Linked DNA regions of Homo sapiens: all the other regions are linked to region 3. Evidence: chromatin loops called from intact Hi-C (ENCODE). Cell type or tissue: A673. All regions are shown on one strand. Each heading gives the region's core, and the rest is flanking DNA. Links, peaks and the distances in the headings are about the cores only.

What was found. Peaks named below come from ENCODE experiments on the same cell type or tissue, not always from the same donor. Only the 100,000 strongest peaks of a DNase experiment are listed, where the experiment ranks them.
Region 1: a loop joins it to region 3, with 5 times the contacts of the local background. A loop is called at or near these places in 5 of 110 quality-filtered maps.
Region 2: it touches region 3 in a loop (11-fold over the local background); 5 of 110 quality-filtered maps call a loop at or near these places.
Region 4: a loop joins it to region 3, with 9 times the contacts of the local background. A loop is called at or near these places in 12 of 110 quality-filtered maps.

Annotation. Positions count from the first base shown.
Region 1 is chr21:23,966,969-23,971,042 of GRCh38, forward strand. No RefSeq gene overlaps it. Among named protein-coding and RNA genes, the nearest start is that of LINC01689, 350 kb to the right of the region's middle. In A673, for the core only: CTCF peaks have their summits at 1,858 (motif pointing left) and 2,062; a DNase peak (open chromatin) is centred at 1,833.
Region 2 is chr21:23,392,321-23,396,394 of GRCh38, forward strand. No RefSeq gene overlaps it. Among named protein-coding and RNA genes, the nearest start is that of D21S2088E, 9.5 kb to the left of the region's middle. In A673, for the core only: a CTCF peak has its summit at 2,321; no DNase peak of the experiment used is centred there.
Region 3 is chr21:22,790,076-22,794,149 of GRCh38, forward strand. No RefSeq gene overlaps it. Among named protein-coding and RNA genes, the nearest start is that of MIR6130, 290 kb to the right of the region's middle. In A673, for the core only: a CTCF peak has its summit at 2,079 (motif pointing left); DNase peaks (open chromatin) are centred at 1,526 and 2,086; H3K27ac peaks cover 485 bases.
Region 4 is chr21:22,572,860-22,576,933 of GRCh38, forward strand. No RefSeq gene overlaps it. Among named protein-coding and RNA genes, the nearest start is that of LINC00308, 480 kb to the left of the region's middle. In A673, for the core only: a CTCF peak has its summit at 2,369; a DNase peak (open chromatin) is centred at 2,482; H3K4me3 peaks cover 311 bases; H3K27ac peaks cover 356 bases.

The sequences.
Region 1 (4,074 bases), core at 800-3,299, 1.2 Mb after region 3:
CACTCCCAGGTAGCCCCCTTTTTTGGTCAACCAGTACAATGGTTTTATCATTTGAGCCAAATGGGGCATGAATGGCCAAAAGGCCTACAAAAAGTCTTTAGGTGTAGGCACCTCAAGGGGCCTACAAAGGACTGCAGCTGTCTCACCATGGTGGGTTGGGGGTATGCCTGGATTTTATTAATGATGGCCTCTGTTAAGGCCTTCATCTTACCTGATCAAATAACTCCTAAGAATTTGGCAGACAATCCAGGCCCTTGGACTCTGGATTTGTTGATGGCACAACTGCATACTGCCAAATGTTGCCACAAGAGGGGCGCCGCCACTTCTAAATGTGCAAGAGAATAAGAGGTTAACATAATATCATCAATATAATGGAACAGGTGGACCTCTTTTGGACATTTCCAGGTGGCTAAATCCATGGCCACAAGACCATGATAAACAGTGGGGCTATGTACATAGCCCTGTGGCAGCACAGTGAAAGTCCATTGTTGTCCTTCCCATGTGAAGGCAAATTGTTGCTGGCTCTCTGGAGCAATGTCAATGGAAAATAATGCATTAGCCAAATCTACAACATAGTGGTACTGTTCCAGTTCCATTGTCAAGTGGTCCATCAAATCCACAATGGAAGGTACAGCTGCACACAGAAGGGGTGTTACTTTATTCAGTTCCGAACAATCCACTGTCATCTGTCAAGTCCCATCAGGCTTTCTGACTGGCCATACCAGGGAACTGTAGGGGATATTGGTGTTATGCACTATTTGCACCTCCCCTAACTTCTTAATAGGTTCAGTTACCTCCATATATCCCCCTGGCAAATGGTATTGACGAGTGGAGGTAACCTGTCAGGGTTGTGGCAGAACTTGGGGCCGGTGATATGTATGTCCATGCAGTACCGGCTTTACTACAGGGACTTGAGTCTGAATTCTCTGACCATGGTGTACAAGTCCAGACCATGCAAAATGTCCATCCCCAATATACATTCAGGTACGGAAGAGACATACACAGTGTATGGTGGAGGAGCCAAGTGGCCAATGCCAAGATGCAGAGACACAGGTTTCACCATCACTGACTGGCCCACATAAACATCAATAAATGCAGCTCTGCCCAGAAACTTATCTGGGTTCCCATAAAAAAGATTGCAGTCTGCACCAGTATTTACCAGCGCTAGGACCCATCGTACATTAGTGGCAGACCAGTGGATTGCCAACTCCACGTATGGCCTTCAGTTGCCTGGTTCCCCCGCAACCCAGGTACCTTGGCCAGTTTCCTAATCAAACAGGAAAGGCTTCGTATCTAAGCCAGTCTGCAAATAGTCCTTGAGCTGAAGCGTCTGGGTGGGACTGGGTTGAGCAACATTGTTTTGCCCCCTCTTGGGTATTTTCCAGAATTGTTGCTCTGGGGACAATTGCCTCCAGAGCCAACAGCATTCTGTTGGGATGTCTGTCAATTTTCACTGGAGCAACACAGCTGAAATTAAATCAGTCCACATCTTCATGCGGTTCACCCACTGGAGCCCTCTCTTATCTCGGGGGGTGGGTACCTGTAGATGGAGCATCTTCCTCTTCTTTATGGCACAATTCCCTGGTCCTGTTGATGGCCTTCTGCCTCCTCGAGGGCTACCATAGTAGTAGTCACTTCATATATGCGACACCCCACATACGGGGTGAGGACAGCAGCCAGAGAGGCAAAAGCACTTAGGTGCACTTAGCCCAGAACAAGATTCCTCATATAAGAGACAAAACATTCATCATCTGGCCCCCAGGTATTCAGATCAAACATGGCCTGCCATATACCCAGCCCCTGGAGTACCTGCACCAAATCGGTATGCCACTGCCATCTACTGACAGTTTCTGGTATTTCACTGTCATCAGCCACTCAATCAGTGTGGTCACCTTGCCCCTGTGTTCACCAGCTGTAGCTGCTGAGGAAGGGAGGGGTAAGTTGTAATAGAAACCAGCTTCTCCACCTCAGAGGTGGAGCAGGAAATGCTGTCAGCTCCTTCATCCGAAAGACGAGTAACCAGGCAGGAAGGGGCTCCCCCAAAAGCTGCCCACATTGCTTGCCTAACTCCCGCAGCTCAGTGAGGGTATAAGCACTATAGGAAGTGTGTTCCACCACAGTAGGGGGGCCCTGAGCCCGCTCCTGAGGTCCCATTGGCTGCTCATGTTCTACCTTCTGACAGATCACAGGGCGAGCCTGCAGCGGGGAGCCTCCTGCTCCTCAGCATTAGACTGAACGGGGCAGTTCCCTGCCTGGAGAACAGGCTCAAGGTCACAGTGACGGCTGTCTCACTGTTTCCTGCCATATTGTTATTTGTTTTGTGGTTGTTTCTTCTTTCTTTCCTTTATTCTTTGTTTCCTGTTCCAGGCTGCTTTTCTGGGCCTCTAAATGCCCTGTTTGCACCTGGAGGTCCTTACCCACAGTTTTTGCTCCAAGCTGTGCATTTGAGCCCCCAGGCGCACAGCTTGCACCTGGAGGTCTCTTACCGGCGCAGTGTCCCTTAGGGACTGAACATGTACTTTCTGCAGTGCAGTCAGAAACGCTTATCTGACTCTGCTGGTGAAGGCGAATTCCTTCTCGTGCTGTGTGCTTCCAGCTGCTTCAGTGCTTTCTCCACACCCACAAGGGACCCATCCACAGCCTCCCACACTTACCCTGGAGCGCAGTGGAGCATCACTGCCAACGGGTACCTTATGTGCATACATGACAGGTTTAATCCATGTTGTTGCAAATGACAGGATCTCATTTGATTTTATGGCTAAGTAGTACTCCATTCTGTATAAGTACCACATTTTCTTTAACCATTTATCTGTTGATTGACACTTAGGTTGTTCCCAAATCTTGGCTATTGTGAATAGTGCTGCAGTAAACATGAGAGTACGTACATCTCTTTGATATATGAATCTCATTTCTTTTGTGTATATACCAAGCAGTGGGATTTCTAGGCCATATGTTAGCTCTAGTTTAAATTTTTTGAGAAACACCCATACTGTACTCTACAGTAGTTGAACTAACTTACCTTCCCACCAATAATGTACAAAGGTTCCCTTTTCTCCACATCCTCACCAGCATTTGTTATTGCTTGACTTTTGGATAAAAGGCATTTTAACTGGGGTGAGATGATATCTCACTGTAATTTTGGTTTGTATTTCTCTGATGATCAATGATGTTGAGTACATTTTCATATACCTTTTTGCCACTTTTATGTTTTCTTTTGACAAATGTCTATTCAGATCTTCTGCCCATTTTTCAATCAGATTATTAGATTATTTCCTATTGAGTTGTTTGTGACCCTTGTGTATTCTGGTTATTAATTCCTTGTCAGATGGATAGTATACAAATATTTTCTCCCTTTCTTTGGGTTGTCTCTTCACCTTGATGATTGTTTTCTTTGCTGTGAAGAAGCTGTTTAATTTGATGTGACCCAATTTGTCCATTTTTGCTTTGATTGCTCGTGCTTGCTTGATATAGCTCAAGAAATATTTGACCTGTCCAAGGGCCTGGAGAGTTTCCTCAGTGTTTCACTGTAGTAGTTTCACAGTGTCAGGGCTTAGGTTTAAGTCTTTAATCCATTTTGATTTGACTTTGTATACGGTGAGAGATGTGGGCATGCTTTCATTCTTCTGCATATAGATATACAGTTTTCCCGACACGATTTACTGAAGAGACTGTCCTTTTCGCAGCATATGTTCTAGATGCCATTATGAAAAATGAATTCACTGTAGATGTATGGATTTATTTCTGAGTTCTCTATTCTGTTTCATTGGTCTATGTGTCTGTTTTTATGCCAGCACTATGCTTTTTTTTTTTTTTTTTTTTTTTGGTTACTATAGCTCTATAGTATAATTTGAAGTCAGGTAATGTGATTCCTCCAGTTTTGTTGTTTTTGCTGAGAACAAACTCAGATCATTTATGGTTCCATAAAAACTGTAGGATTGTTTTTGTCAATTTCTATGAAGCATGATGTTGATATTTTGATAGGGATTTAATTGAATCTGTAGATTGCTTTGGGAAGTATAGAAATTTTAAAAATATAAATTCTTCCAATCCATGAACATGGAATATCTTTCCATT
Region 2 (4,074 bases), core at 965-3,464, 600 kb after region 3:
AATGTTCATGATAATGGGAGAGTTCTATGGCTTGACTGTGGTGATGTTTACACCAGCCTACACGTGTGATTGCACCATGTAGAGCTACACTCATACATTGTACCAATGTTCGCTGATAGTCATTGTTGATTTTATTTTTGTGTACTTGATATGCCATCTATACATTATTTTGCTTGACTTCCAAGCAACAACGTGGTGAAATTAACACTGTGGATATAATTTATAGAAAAATAATTTAGGTTACTGCTTTTACAATTCTATAGTTACCACTGCTATTGGACCAAAGGCCTAGTAAAAAAAAAATAAGGTGAAGTATACAGCTATGAAATATGAAGAACCTCCTTACCTGGTAGGAGGTGGGCTGTTGATTGCTGACATGGTCTTCTACAAGTCTAATGTAACTTAAGGCAGTAGCTCCTTCACTGATTGCCATTCTTTACTGTCTGAACTAATTCTATTCAAATGCGGGCAGGTTTGTATAACAATGGCAACAGAAATCCAGATAAAGTCACGTGTTGTCTTTTCTGTTTTATGTCTTCCTTTGCACTGCTTTTTGGCTAATAAAGCTATAAACCAAATGAGAGTAACCTTGAAATATGTCTTCATCATCCACGCCAGTTTTTACCTTTGGAATCCAGTCCATTATTAATACAATTCTTATGCTCATTAAATACGGTTACTTTGTACCTAGAATATTCTGGAATATCTCCCTTTAGACCATGAATCTGTGGTTTTGAGAATTAATTTAAAACATTTTCAAAAACCTTTGAATCTGTAAAAGAACAATTTTCAAATTGGAAGGTGCATGAGGTAGCAGAAAGATTGAGGAGCAGAGATCATCAGAATTCTTCATTCCAAGCCTCCTTCAGTGATTTGCTATTTGACCTCAGGCAATTTACTTATTTACACGGAGTTATCATTTTTCTAAATCAATAACTGGCATTTGGAAATTATACCTAATTATCTTAAAGAGAGTTTTTTTCCACAATAAAAAGACACATTGAAAACTTTAAAAAGAGTAATAATTAGCACAGGTTAAATCAAGGGAAGGTTTGCTGTCATTTGTCTGATATTGAAACAGCAGGAGATAAAAAGTGGGTGTCAAAATACAAAGAAAAAATTAAGACCAATAATTTTGAGTTATCTTTTCAAATTTGGTTAATTCAAAAGGAAGAATTACAATGGTATCTTGATTATTTTGTGAATTTTACAAACAAGTTCAACTTGCTCCCATATCAGTTGCTATTTATGGTGCAAAACAAAAGTGTGAAATGTTATTTTGCAGGTGAAGGACGGAGCACTTTAGTGTGGCTCCATGACATTGTATTCTTATTGCCGAAAGCCTTCATGAGAATTTGATGATGTTAAATTGTTACCTTCTTACTCTAGCTATTGACTTGAATTGATATTTGATCTCTTTATAAAGAAGAAAATAAAGTATAACTTTAAAATCGTATTTTGTTTTGAAATCTAACACACTCCTTGAAATCTAACACACTCACACAACAGAAATGGATTCATGAGTGACATACATTATTCAGCTATCAAACAATCACCAACAGTCACCTCAAGATAAGCTTAATAGGTCATTGCAGTTACCTTTATAATATTAGAAACATTTAGTAAAGAATATTAACTAGGTGACCCAAAATATACTGTCTTTTTTGGTTTCTTCTGCAATATATGACTAATTCATTGTAATGTTATCTTACCATGGCAATAATTTTTTATGCATGCCCCTTAGTCATATTCCTGATACTGTTTAAAATTAATAATTTTCTTTCTTGTCTATAGAATATTCAGTTTTTCATTGTTCACTTAAAATTTAATTTTTTTTCTCCAGAACAACAGAAAACCTATTTTGGGAAAATAGATATTTCTTATTGTATTTGATTTAGCTTCAGAATTAAATAATATGTTATAATCAAAGTGATTTCGAAGGCTAAGGAGGTATTATGGAAAGTGCTCTGGAAAGCTTACTAGAAACAAATGTTCTCAATGAACTAAAGATGAAGAGGATGGATGATCCCATAGCAGCACACTGTGATAATTTTTAACTGACTTTGTGAGTAATCTATTCTGAACCACACATAAAAGAAAAGAATAAAGCATTTTGTTCCCTACTTTTGTCATTCCTCGGTTAATGTTTTTTACAGAGAGAAAATGCAAATCAAAGTTACCTAGGTTTTTTGTATTGCAGCTGTCTTTAAATTAATTTTTTAAAATATCTTCACACACTTACCTATAAAACTATAGAAAAATAATAGGGTTAGATGGATAATGGGTAAATGAGATAATTATAAATTATCTTTAATAATGAACCAATACTGCCATCTATCGCTTCCAACACAAGTCCATTACACATTAAATTAATGTGCAATAGAATGAGGATATATGCCTTTAAGTCATTTTATATAGCTGAAATATCACAAATTTGATAGGCTAAAGTTACACTTCAGAATGTATTAGGTTATATACAGCACATATTTGTTACATTACATTGATTATATTTATTATCTTTTAGGACATAGCTTCCATTTATCAGAATTTATACCCTTTCTACAAAGTTTTATATCCTCTATATATGGTGTGAGTGTAGGGTCATACTAAGTGTCGGATGTTTGAATCCTGAGTAGAAACTATGGGTGTTGTATATAAATGGTATTCAGCTAAAAAATTAAATAAAGCAATCTGCATATATGTAATTTATGCAACCATACTGAGAATTTCCATGCTCAGTTTTATACAAAACTTGCTGTAAGAAACGAAAGTGAAAAAAAAGTCCAAAATCCTTCTTCCAAGAAGATATTCTTTCAGCAATTCTCCAACTTGCAGTATTGCTCTGGGCTTCATTTTGCCTCATATTTTAGTCTACCAGAAGCAAGTGATTATATGTAAAGTGAATCTGGCTTTCAGAGATCTACTTACCTGCCTGGACCCATTCATAATAAAGTCATAAATGCAAGAAAATAATTGAATGACATCCCGAATATGTTAAACAACAACAAAAGGCAATGAAACAGCAATCCAGAATTCTATACCAGCAAAAACCTTCTTTAAAAAAAGAAAGTGAATTTGAGACATTTTTGAAAGACATGGTGGCTCACACCTGTAGTACAAGCACTTTGGGAGGTCAAGGCAAGAGGATCATTTGAGGTCAGGAGCTCAAGATCAGCCTGGGCAACATTGGGAGACCTAATCTCTATAAATAATTTTAAAAAATAGCCAGGCATGGTAATGCACACCTGTGGTCCCACTGTTGGAGATGCTGAGGTAGGAGAATCACCTGAGCCAGGGAGTTTGAGGCTGCGGTGAGCCATGATTGCACCACTGCACTCCAGACTGGGCAACAGAGTAAGACCTCATCTCAAAGACAAGAAGAAAAATAAAAAGAAACACTCAGAAGATTTACTCTACAGGAAATACTAAGGAAGGAAAATGATCCAAATTGAAATATATTACAGCAAGAAGGATGTGCATCAGAAAGGAAAATTTTAACAGGTGACTGTTTAAGTACCAATTGTAACTATATCATGTAGGAATTTTTCCATTGGTGTTATTATGGTTTAATGTATATCCAATAAATTTCACCAGTTTTAGTTTACAGTTTCATGAGTTTTGGCAAATGAGTGCAGTCAGATAATCACCACAATAATCAACAATATACACCAGTTCCATCATTGGAGAGATTTCTCTAAATGTCCTTTGTGGCTGTGGCCAGCCTCTTCATTAACCCAGCATTCATTGTTTCAGGCCCCAATAATTTTACAGAGACCATATAAATAAAATCACATGTTACAAAAGATTTGGGTATCACTTATTTATGCATTATGATGTTGTGTATATCAATAGTTTGTACTTTTTGTCATTTAGTAGTATTCTATTGTAAGCAAATACCATTTTTTGTTTGTTTGTTTGTTTTTATTTCTCAGTTGAGGTACATTTGTTTTGCTTCCAGTATTGGTATATTAAAAATAAATATGGTATAAATATTCTGATATAGGTTTCTTAGTAAGCTTAGTATTTTGTTTCACTTGGAGAGGTATCTAGGAGTGGGATTATAGAGTCATATCG
Region 3 (4,074 bases), core at 1,084-3,583:
AACACTACTAAAGAACTTATCCATGTAACCAAAATACCCCAAAAACGATTGAAATAGAAGAAAAACAAAAAATAAAATACGAAATGATAGTTATAACCCAGTAATAAACATCTAAGTAACAATTTCTATACTTAATAGTTTAATGGAATTTGATTAATTTGATGTATTTTAGATTTCTGATTTGCTCTATGATATATTGACTAAAATCTAATATTTTATGAATAATTAAAAATGAAAATCAGCATTGACCTTACTGAAAATATAAAGAAATGCATTTTTCTTTATATATAATTACATTAATATGTATATACATTTGATTTTTTGTAGAACTTTCAGCACTCCTATTTTCATTCAAGTATGATTATTGTTAAATACTTTATTATATTAAAAAATCTGGAGGAGAATTTCTTTACACACGCCCCAGGGTAGCCCATTTTTACTCACTAGCCCATGGAGTCCAGATTAGTTATCACAGTTATTATATAAATTATACCTCATAAGTTTACATAATTTAATTCACTTGAAAAGGCTTTGTGAAGTGTTCTACTACTAGTATTTGTTATTTTCATTGTTTATATGTTTAAATTTGTTATATTAAGAAATGAAAAGAAACACATGAAACCTATATTTTTCATTTCACATAATAATGAATAATATGTATTTGTCAATATTTTCATTAAAGTACAGTTTGTATATATTATTAATTTCTTGTAAAAGTTTATGCATTTAACATAAATTAAATATAGAATTTGAATATGGATCTATTCTCTACTCCAGTGCTGCAGAAATATAGATTATTTTGCCTTAGTACATGGATTATGATATATATACAAATATAATTGTAGAAATATATGCAGAATAAGGCACATAGCTTATCAGTTTTTTCTTACATACATGACCTGGATTCCAATATTATTTTTTACCTACCATTTTACTAAAGAATGTAACATTTGTTTTTTGCCATGTGAATTAATGTTCTGTAAATGTCCACCTGAATATAGAAACATATATTTATTTAGTTTCCTATTATATGAGTTGTCATTAATGATTTCTAAAATTGGATACTATTGTGTAGACAGTATCAAATTCTTGACTATTATGAATAATATTGTAATAAACATCTTTGTAGCTTAATTGTTGCACATTTTCATAAATACATTTTCAAACACATTTCTAGAACTATGGTCTCCATGTCAATGATTATCTGTTTTACAAAGTATTTTAAAATAGCCTTTATGCCAACTTTGATCCCTAGCGATAGCATATGAGAAGGTCCAATTCTCTATTTATTTGTAGCAATTAGTAATCATCTTATTTGATGGATACATCTATTATGTTGCTGCAAAATTAATTGTACTTTGGGCCATTAGTTTATATGGTGGAAACCGCAATTACTTTTACACCAACCTATACCAATTACAAGTGGTAACATTTTCAAGCAGCTGCCTATATAAAATTTATGCTAATATTACCACAAGCATTGAAAACATTGAAAACCACATGCAGTTAATCTGCTCTTACAGGGTTACAATGGACTATTTGGGGGGGGCGGGGAACAGAGGAAAAAAGGAATTAATTACTCAGTGGCATAACCTTTGAAAGAACACATTATTTTTAATTGACCTCTTGGCTTTCCTGAGAGTTCTGAAGTATTGAATGAGAATAGCTTCTCATTAATAATAGTATTTACAACAAAACAATTATATCCATAATTTTTTGTGTGTGGATGGAGAGATTTTTCCTATAAAATAAAAGTTATGTATTCAAAATATAGACTGTAACAAATAATATTTTAATATATGATGATAAAAAATACTTAAATTTCTCTTTATAAATTAAGAAACACTATTGATATGTATTCTGGACAACAGAACCCTCAACAATAGAAATTATTGTAGCTTCTTATATTTATAAAATGGAAAATTGGAAAAATCCGAAATCAAAAAAATGAAATAACAATACAAACATAAAACAGTACTAAACTTGTCTTTGCAAATAAAGTACTATCATTCTTTACCACTAAATATTTAAAAGAATAAATGGAAACGGTGACTATTTTTATTAAATAAGAAAGGGTATACTGCCACCTAGTGGTTCATGGTGTGGCTCAAGGGCAATATTTTCTCCTCCAAGTATTCTTAGATCCTGCTGATCAAGGGAGGCTGATGGCTGAATATTTTACAGTTAAACCAGTTAAATAATTATCAAAATTATTTCATTTTCATGAAATTACTCTTAACCACGTTATACTTTATTACCTTCACCTTAAAAGATTAAAACCCTTAATAACAAAGCATAGATGGCTGTTCAGAAAATAAAATTTCAACATAATAACTTCCATAAAAGCAGTGAAGATGAAAATGAATATTTTCTTGTGAAGAATATGGTGACTAATTTAAAGATCTTTCAATTTATGAATACTTCATTTAGACTACCTACTATTTGAGTAAAGTAATAAATTTAATATGTTTTCCATGATGTAACCCACATGATGGAAACTCAAAATTAACTACATTAATCATAATGGATAATCAAATTGAATATTAAAAATGCAATTAATCTTTTAAAAGAAAGTATTTTTTGAGATCATTAAGCTGAAGAGGAGAACAAAAAGAAACAAATAGAAAAATATTTTCAAGGAATCTCTTTATATCTATGTTATGTTATCTGATAAATTATTGATCTTTTTCACTTCTCTTCTATGGGTGGTTCTGTGTGTGTGTATGTGTGTGTGTGTGTTTGTGTGTGCATGTTCATTGTGTTTGTATTATATAATAATGGACATAATTTTGTGATTGTAGAATATCTTCAAGATGTTTGAGCCATACATGTAGAGTGACTATCCTTTCTAGTATCAAATGAATGACCTAATCATTTAAATAAATAATTAGTTTAAATAATTAGATTATATTTTATCAATTAGGAATGATCTGCATTCAGTTTATAATCATTAAACATGAATCCTTTAATAGTGGACACGAGATGATGAGGTTTTTTGATTAAAACAATTATACAAAAACTACATTATCAAAAATCAATATTCTGCTACAAAATAGCTGCAATACAAAATTCATTGTGGAGCGCGGTGGTGCCATCATGGCTCACTGCAGCCTAGACATTCTGGGCTCAAGTAATCCTCCTGCCTTAGCCTCCCAAAGCACCAGGATTACAGGCATGAGTCACTGCACCCAGCATAATCATTCTCTATAGCAAGTACAGAACTTTTTGACTTGCAATGGGGGTTATTTTCCAATAAACCCATCATAAGTTGAAAATATTGTTTAGTCAAAAATGCATACAATACACCTAACCTACTGAAAATAGCTCAGCCTCGCCTACCTTAAACATGCTCACAACACTTATATTAGTGTATTATTGGCCAAAATCATCTGGCAACATAGTAGACAGTACACTGGAGAGTATCAGTTTACCCTTATGATGGCATAACTGATGAGGAGCTGTATCTGCCCAGCATCCTGAGACTGTATCACATAGCACTAGCTTTGGAAAAAATCAAAATTCAAAATTCAAAGTATGGCTTTTCACTTTCACACCATCGTAAAGTAGAAAATTATAAGTGAAACCATTGTAAGTCAGGAACTGTCTGTACAGCTTTTTATCAGTGCCAGAATGATAGCATAAGAAAAGGAGACATCAAAGACACATTGATTCATTTATATATCAATTCACCAAACACATAGAGAGCATATTCTAAGGGTAATCCAGTGTGCTAGGAGGTGGGGGTGCTACAATGAAAAGTTGGATCAAACTGGCACAGTCTTTGTTCTCCTGAAATTAATTTTATTTGGAACACAGAGTCACACATAAGAAGAGGAGAAAATAAAAATGGAAAGCCTTGGATTTGGGGAAAGAGACAATCATGAAATATCCAGAGAACAAGCATCTAGACAAAGGGAAAGCAGGCAAGCATCAGAGAAAAAAGGTTTTCCAGGCTTCAGGTACTGTAAAGAGAGAAGGGTCACATTAAGTGAGCAGGCAAATGGGCAGGAGAAAGGAAGTTAATGAGGAAAAGGAAACAGGGACCAGATTATGGAGGGACACAGAGGGCAGATA
Region 4 (4,074 bases), core at 825-3,324, 220 kb before region 3:
GAAAGAAACTATTCTAACCTAAACCTGTCCTGATTATTTTTAAAAAGGAGAAAATCTGTTAATTTTATTTTATGATTAAAGAATGTAGCAAAAATCTATAGCAAGTATCATAGTTACTGTTGAAACATAAAAGACATTTCCTTTGACTTAAGAAAAGTTTAAAAAAGTAGCTATTATTCTATTTAACATTGTACTGAAAATCTTGGAGCATACAATTATACATTAAATTATAGCACAGAATAAAATTACAAATTATTACAAGGAGAAATCAGTATTTTATAACATTTAGGAACAGTTTAAAAAGTAGATCAAACATCAAAAATTCCATTAACTTGGTGATTTTTTTCAAATATTAGTCATTCGTTTGAATTTTATAAATTCTGATAAAATTTCTATTTGTCAATATAAATTATTTTATTTTAACACTAATTTCTTAGCTGTGATAGTTGTATAATTTACTGACACAAATTTAATATTCATTCAGGAAATAGGTTTTCTTATGAGGAGTCAATATTTTTATCTGAAAGTATTAATCTATGCAGTAATAATCATGGAAAATAAATTTTAAAACTCAGTAGCATTTTATAACAATTTGTAAGAATCTCAATTTTTTACGAAAAGTCAAAGTAGATATTTAGCAGAAGAGATTATATGTATGGTTGGGTGTGGGTGTGAAGTACATACTGGGACATTCAAACGTGCGTCTCTTAAAATTACTATGTTTATAATTGACAGGGAAATTATATAATATTGACCTCATTACAATAATCAAATAATATTCATGATTATCCCATTTTGAATATTGTGCTTTCTTATGAAACAATATTACCAAGCATGATTCTATATGCAATGCTATGTATTTAAGGTTTTGTTTTGTTTTTGTTTTTTGGGGGGACAAGGTCTCACTCTGTTGCCCAGGCTGGAGTGTTGTGGCACAATTACAGCTCACTACAGTCCAGACTTCCCCAGGCTCAGGTTATCCTCCCACCTCAGTCTCCTGAGAAGCTGAAACTACAAGCACATGCCACCATGCCTAGCTAATTTTTGTGTTTTCTGTAGAGACAGGGTTCCATCATGTTGTCCAAGCTAATCTCCATCACCTGGCCTCATGCAATCCTCCTACTCTGCCTCCCAAAGTGCTGGCATTACAGGCATGAGCCGCCTTGCCTAGTCAGCATTATTCAAGATTTCATAAGGTAATTATTACTCATTTGTATTACTTAAGCCATATTTTACATCATTTTAAAACATTTATCATTTTACTAAGTTAATTGTAATCTGAGTATGTTATTTTACATTTTTTATTCTCTTAATCACATTATTCTTTTCTGTCACTCTCTCTAGATCTTGCTGATTTCCACAATCAAGAAATACAGCAGCATATTGCTCCAAGCAACTAAGTTCAAATGCACAGAAATTCTGAGTAATGTCTATCTGAATTTTTTCTTTGAGGAAAGTTATGTTGGAATCCATTTAAGATGAAAACTTTAAAAGGTACATGGTAAACTTTGCATTAAGTATGTGTCTGAATTTTATCTTTTCAATTTCCCTCTTGGCTCCAGAAGTTTGAAGCAATTAATCTTGAACATTAAAATACATTTGTGTTTGAAAAATCTTAATATGTTTAAACAGATAATGATTCTTATGTATTCTAGTTCCACATCTAAAAGATAACTCCACAACTTTAATTTTCTGTGAAGTTTATATTCTCCCAGATGTTTACATTAATCTTAAAAGAACCTTTTACTATTTTCATTTATAATTAGGTCCAACAACAATAAGCATTTTGATAGGATATCAAAGTAATTTTTATTCACTATACCAACTCCAGAAACATTAAAAAAAAAAAGCTAAAAGGCAAAAATGACCACAAATGTTAATCTGTTTCTGCAATCTAATATAAAATGTGAAACAATGGGAGAATTTAAAAGACACAAAAATAATGGGGAGGGGGTGCTATTATTTTGTGTTGGATAATCAAATAAATATTAACACAATGTTCTCAAAGTTCTTTTTTAGTTTTTTTTTTAATTTTTAAAATTTGTGTGGGTACATAGTAGGTGTATATGTTTATGGGGTGCATGAGATGTTTTGTTACAGGCATGTGATGTGAAATAAGCATTATGGGAAATGGGGTATCCATCCCCTCGAGCATTTATCCTTTGAATTCTAAATGAGGTAAGTAATCAGTTGAGGGGTGTATGGAGGAGTGGGAAGAACTTCCAAAAAAAGAGAAAAGCATGTGAAAGCATGGTAGAGAAAACTCCCTGCGTATATAGAATAAACTACATCTATTTCATTTGCCTTCCCAGACCCTTTCTCCCCTGACAGTTTGGAGCCCCCGGACGCTATACCTGAAACTATACTTACAAACTTTAGGGGGAGCTCTAACAAAGGCTCACCCAGGAGGAGCTGCGTGTCTTCCTAGTTCTAAATCACACAGGCATAGTCATTAATCCTGTCAGATGTTATTTTGTTTACAGGAAAAGACCGGGGCTCATTGAACTAATCTTTTCTAAAAAATATAGTGATTCAGGCAAAAGACATGGGCACCTGTGCTCTGAGCTGCTTATTGTCTCCATGGCATTCTTCTGAAGGGCTGTGCTTAGTCACTGAGGCGGGGGCTTTCTGAAATTCTGCTGGCAAAGGATTTTGTGACATCCTGCTGGCAAGCAGAATGGGGAAACATGGTCTCTCATGTTTGCAACTTGTTCTCACCTCATCTCACCCTTGTTCTTTCAAGCCCAGGGGTAGGAATTCTCTGCCTCCTTCCATGGTTGTTAGCTGCAGCAGTTTTCTGTATCCCTGTTAAATATATATATATATTTTTTTTTTTTTCTCTATCTGAACCAAAAGTAAATAAAAGACCACGTGTAATCCCATCCTAACCAAAAGGGATTGTTGTATGTAGAATATGATTTTTTAAAAAATAATTTATAAAAATATTTATGAATGGAATACTTTCTACTTAATAACTAAGTTGTTTAGTTGGGGGACTTCTTCCAAGTAAGTGGAGAATTTATTCATGTATCTATGTAGTGAGAAGCCGCTAATGTCTTAGCAGAAAAGAAAAGAAAAGAAAAATCCTTAGATAATTATGGTGGACGTAAACATTCAGCACTCCCTCCACCCCAGATATATTTATGTTTGAATCCCCGGAATCTGTGAGTATGTTCTTTACATGGCAAAAGAAATTTTGTAGGTGTGATTATGTTTAAGAACCTGGAGACAGGAAGACTTGCCTGGATTATCCAGGTGTGCCCAATCTAACATGAGTCTTTAAAAGCAGAGAACCTTTCACAATCATGGTCAGAGAGTGAGAGATGACTAAGGAAGAAATAATCGGGGAATTCGACTTTGCTGGCTTAGAAGATGGAGGGAAGGGCCGGGAGCCAAGGAATACTGGTGAGCTCTAGAAGCTGAAAAAGGCAAGGAAATGAATTCTCTAAAGTTTCCAGGAATGATTTTAACTTGAGACCCATTTTACACTTCTGTTATACAGAAGATGTGTTTACTGGTTTAATGCACTCAATTTGTGCTAATTTGTTATAACAGCAATAACGAATAAAACAATGGTAGCGATGATGCTTATGCTGATTATCAGAAGGGACATCGATATATGTAATATATTACAATACACTGAAGCCAGAGAAAACTGTGATGCTCTTCAGTGACTTCAGATAATTTTTTTACACCATGACTCTTCTTTTGTCTGACATTTTATAAAAAGTGTGCGAAAACATAATATTTTTAAATATTACTTCATCTACTTTGCATCCACCAGAATATCCTCAAATATTTTTGTTGTGTAAATGAGGCCTTGCTACAATTTTAGTGGTGATGAAGTAATTTTCTTACTGTTTATATAAAAGATTTTCTAGGAAGGGAGAACTAAATGACAATCGATTACAGATATTAAGGTTACTAATGCTTTATAATTTAAAATAAAATTTTCTGAATTGCAATCCAGGTAATCCAAAACAATTTACATTTCCACAAGTAGTGCATGAGTGCCAACTGTCTCATGCTTTTGCACTAATTAACATGATTGCTTTTCAAACTTTGCAAATTTGG